Linked DNA regions of Homo sapiens: region 2 is linked to region 1. A link is an interaction called in ENCODE POLR2A ChIA-PET data of the cell type or tissue named here. Cell type or tissue: Panc1. All regions are shown on one strand.

What was found. ChIA-PET counts read pairs that join two places held together with the same protein. Peaks named below come from ENCODE experiments on the same cell type or tissue, not always from the same donor. Only the 100,000 strongest peaks of a DNase experiment are listed, where the experiment ranks them.
Region 2: POLR2A ChIA-PET joins it to region 1 with 5 read pairs; 2 of 35 experiments call an interaction of 5 or more read pairs at or near these places.

The regions. Positions count from the first base shown.
Region 1 is chr10:17,083,498-17,085,997 of GRCh38, reverse strand. It overlaps CUBN (cubilin), which reads left to right. Exons shown (of 67, transcript NM_001081.4): 16 at 239-401; 17 at 1,537-1,727. Among named protein-coding and RNA genes, the nearest start is that of CUBN, 45 kb to the left of the region's middle. In Panc1, no CTCF peak of the experiment used is centred here; no DNase peak of the experiment used is centred here; H3K27ac peaks cover 2,064 bases.
Region 2 is chr10:16,859,687-16,862,186 of GRCh38, reverse strand. All of the region lies in intron 59 of CUBN (cubilin), which reads left to right. Among named protein-coding and RNA genes, the nearest start is that of RSU1, 44 kb to the right of the region's middle. In Panc1, no CTCF peak of the experiment used is centred here; no DNase peak of the experiment used is centred here.

The DNA.
Region 1 (2,500 bases):
AAGACTCCATCTCAAAAAAAAAAAAAAAAAAATTCAGACAGAGAGAAGGCATTGGGGTGATGGGAGAAGGAGACACACTTTGCTGAACCTCAGCCATGAGTTACATTTGGATGTGATGGGGAAACTTCCTTGAGCGATCACTTTTAAATGATAGATTTTATGAAGTTAATATCCAAAGTGACCTAGTTTGTTAAAAATCTGACCACTTTGAGCTTAATGATTCATCCTTTTGTTTTAGATTCGAGATGGTCCTTTGTATCAGGACCCCCTTCTTGGGAAGTTCTGCACCACTTTCTCTGTCCCACCGCTCCAGACTACTGGCCCCTTTGCCAGAATTCACTTCCATTCAGACTCCCAGATTAGTGACCAAGGCTTCCATATCACCTACTTAACATCACCTTGTAAGTAACCTACCAGTTGGGGGCTTAAGAGGGATTTGAAGGCCAATGCTATGCTTACATCTGTTTTATATTTTAATGTGATTCAGAGGATGACTGACTGTCTTAGACCAAGAACATTTCTTTATAAATATTTCTCTCATAGCTTCATATTTTTTCTTTATCTTCCCAATGCTCTATTATTAATACTGCAATACCCTTTGATCCCTAAATTATGGGATCCACATCATGATAAAGATGTATGAGGCACCCAAACTTAAATAATTCAGGGCACCAGGTCCCTCGTGGTGTTTGATGTTTAGTTGTGAGAGAGGTTTGTGCATGCGAGCAGTGCAGTCTCTCTGGATTTTATCCTCGGGTCAAGTCCAGCTGCACAGGGGCTGGGGCTGGCTTCCAGCATCACAGTGTCCCAGACTCTAGAGCTTCACTTCCAGCCAAATACTATTAGCTGTTAGGACCTCAGTTGCTTTGATACCTTAAAACAAACAAACAACAAAACACAGGAAATACTCTATGATTTGGATTTTTTTAGGGAAGTGGAGGATTTTGTTTATGACATCTATTATTGTGCCCTTAATAAATGTTCTCAGAAAAAGTACCTTTTAAGTTTCAATATCAGGAAGAGTAACAAAGAACATCTTTACTTGTCCCCTTTCTTCATTTCCTTTTCTTTCCACGGAATCTGGTGCCAACCTCCTGTTCCCCTTTCAATTGTTTTCCGTGCAAATCAACTCCCCCTGGCTACATCTTGCTATTCTGTATTCATTTTTTCTTTAATCTGCTTCATGTATACAGTTATGTAGTTTATTTTGTTACATGTTTTTAATAACCATCTCAAATCTTATTGAAATGAAGCAGAGCATTAATGTATTTAAAAAGCAACTTATAGAAGAGAATGGCAGATTGGAAGCTAGATCACACATCTCTGCATCTATTTCTTTAAGCCACTACAGAGATGTCCCACAACACATCAAACTGAAAATCTTAAAATTAGAGGCACAAGCCTATAGAGGGTGAATAAAATGGATATGTGCTTGTGTGTGTGTGTGTGTGGGTAAATTTTTAGAAATTGGATCCAATGCCTGCAAGCCAGAGCAATGCCATTGCCATGACCTGTTCGTCTCTTCCCTGTTCTTAGCGGATCTGCGTTGTGGTGGGAACTACACGGACCCAGAGGGTGAACTCTTCTTGCCTGAGTTGTCTGGGCCTTTCACTCACACCAGGCAATGCGTCTATATGATGAAGCAGCCCCAGGGAGAACAAATACAAATCAACTTCACCCACGTGGAGCTGCAATGCCAGAGTGACAGTTCTCAGAATTACATTGAGGTAACTTTCACTACTCAATCGCCCTTAGATGACATTCATCAACATTTTTATATTCTGCAGAGTGGTGGTCTTCAAAAGATTGTTGGGCCACCAGCAGCCAGAATACCTGAGAGCTTGTTAGAAATACAATAATAACTAAGCTCTAATGACTAAGGTGCAGGCAAATAAGGCTGATAGGATGTACTAATAAGATACAGATTTATTATCTAGAATAATTAATACAGGAAAGAACTCAACCCAGGGAAGTGAAGGGATTTGCCCAGATGACCCAGCTAGTCAAGTGGTAATAAAGTTTAAGTGTTGAATGACCCTTGTTTTGGAGGTTAGGGTTTTTCCTTCCTTTATTCTGCTTGCTCTCCTCCAGAAATCTTTAATTTTGATTTAAGTGTGGGTAATGATTGTAATACAGGGAATATTTGAAACAGAGACAGGCTGTTTTTGTTTGCTGGGCCTGGTATTTCTTATGCTAAATTATTGGTCAAGCCACAAATTAAAGTGTTGAGCAAGATAAAACATTGTTTTTTTGGGCATAATCATTTTACATAAACTAGAGAAGAATTTACAATTTTGTTTGTTTGTGCAAGTTAAATCCATTTATTCATCCAGGAAAAACCTATGTGACCTCCTGTCCTCTTCTTTCTACATTTAGACAGAGGAAACAGAACTTTAGCATAAGATCTAGCTAGACTTAGTTGAAGTGCATTGACCATAGCACTACAGCAGTATGTATGTATGTATGTATGTATGTATGTATTTATTTATTTTGAGACGGA
Region 2 (2,500 bases), 220 kb after region 1:
TGTGTGTGTGTGTGTGTGTGTGTGTGAGAGAGAGAGAGAGAGACGGAGTCTCACTCTGTTGCCAGGCTGGAGTGCAATGGCGTGATCTCCGCTCACTGCAACCTCCTTCTCCCAGGTTCAAGCAATTCTCCTGCCTCAGCCCCTTGAGTAGCTGGGATTACCCGCGCATGCAACCACGCCTGGCTAAGTTTTGTATTTTTAGTGGAGACGGGCTTTCACCATGTTGGTCAGGCTGGTCTCGAACTCCTGACCTCATGATCCACCCTCCTCAGGCTCCCAAAGTGCTGGGATTACAGGTGTGAGCCACTGCGCCCAGCCCCCAGGGATTCTTTTTAACAGAAATGTATGCAAAAGGGCACTGGAAGCAAGAAAGAAGGGATCTATGGTACTTGGATGTTCCGTGGAAGAAAGGACACAGGACTGTTAGAGGATGCACCTCAGAGAATGTGAGTCCTGAATTATGGTGCAGTGGGTAAGAGGGTAAACGTGGAGCATCACATCCCAGATTCAAACTCAGTTTGTACATCTCATTGAGGTCGATCTTGGACAATTTACTTATCCACTCTGAGTCTTGATTTTTTTTTTTATCTGTAAAAACAGTACACTAATAATAATGACCTTATAGGGTTCAGTGATTAAATTAGAAAATACTTGTCACTCATTTCACATGCGAGAATTTTTAGCTATAAATAGTATTATTTTGGAAGGATAAGAAGGCATTCATTGGCCAGGCATGCTGGCTCACGCCTGTAATCCCAGCGCTTGGGAGGCTGAGGCGGGCTGATCACCTGAGGTCAGGAGTTTGAGACCAGCCTGGCCAACATGGTGAAACCCCATCTCTACCAAAGAATACAAAAATTAGCTAGGCTTGGTGGCACACACCTGTAGTCCCAGCTACTCGGGCAGCTGAAGCAGGAGAATCCCTTGAACCTGGGAGGCAGAGGTTGCAGTGAGTGGAGATCACAGCACTGCACTCCAGCCTGGGTGACAGAGTGAAACTCTATCTCAAAAAAAAAAAAAAGGCATTCATTGGGAAAATGGACAATCTATGGAGAAATAAAACACATGCACAAAGTTACAGGTGCATCCCATTTCAATGGATGCCAGCTAACCTGAACATTGGTAATGCTTTGGGGCATAAGGCAGAGAACAATAGGTGCTGAGAGAGGAGAGATATGCAAAGGCCAGGCATGGAGGGCTCTGTATCATGTGCAAAGAGGAGCCAGTCATTGTTTTGAGCTGGAGCGTGCTATCATCTGGTCAGATTTATTTTAGAAAGCACATCCCAGCACCTGTGGGGATGATGTTTTGAAGCAGCATTCCAGGGAAAAAGTTAGAAAAGTATTGCAATAGTTTAGGCATGGGATGATAAGAGCAGTGGTACCATGAAAATAAAGAAAGAGACTGAAAGGAGAAATCCTCAAGATATAGAATCAATAACACAGTGTTCCATTTGAGAGAAGCAGCTTGGGAAGAAGAAATAATAATGCTCCTAAGGTTTCTGGACAATGTCTTGTGACACCACTATTCAAATAGAAAATTACTAGGAGAGGACAGTGCTTTGCAGAATAAAATAATAAAAATGTTGGGTTTTGTCTGGAGAATTTGATGCCTTTAGGATATCCAGCTAGTGATCAGTAGGTAGTCAGATAAGAGAGTTAGAAGCTCAGTAGAAACATCTTGGCTGGAGTTTTGCTCTTTTTTATTTTGAAGCCATATAATGTGGCACATGTACATTTATAATTATTATATCTTTCTAGTGGATTGACTGATACCATTATGTAACAACGTTTTTAAATGCTTTTTGCCTTAATTTCTACTTGTTCTGATTTAGTATAACTTCCATAGCTTTCTTTTGATTCATATTTGCGTGATATGTTTTTAAACCCTTTTATTTTCAACTTGTCTCTATCCTGAAGAATATATTTGGCTTTTGTTTGGCTATGCCTTTCTATTGAAGAATTTAATGTGTTTATATCTGATAAAATTACTAACAATATTAGTTTTAGATAGACCTTTGTACTATTTGTGTTTTGTTTGTCCCACTTCTTTTTGTTTTCCTTTAACTATCTTTTCTTTTTAAAATTAATCACTTTTTTATTACTCCCCTTTTAAAATTATTATTTATACATCCTGTGACTCTTGTTTCAGTAGTTACCTTAGAGATTACAGTATTCAACCTTAATATGTTAGAATCTAATTTAAAGTTGATACTTTTATCATGTTATAATCAATAATCAATCCAAGGACCTTGGAACATTTTAAACCCACTTACCCACTTCCTGTCTTTTGTGCTATCTATGCCAAGTATTTTAATTCTACGTACATAATAGGTACACAAAACATTTTTATTGTTTTATACAATTACTAATAATGTAAAATTACCCTTGCTGTTATTTTTCTTTTCTTCCTGAAATTCTATGCTTCCATATGGGATTAATGTATTTCTTTTGGAAGACCTCTCTTTTATGTTTCTTTCATTGGAGATCTTCTGGTAAAA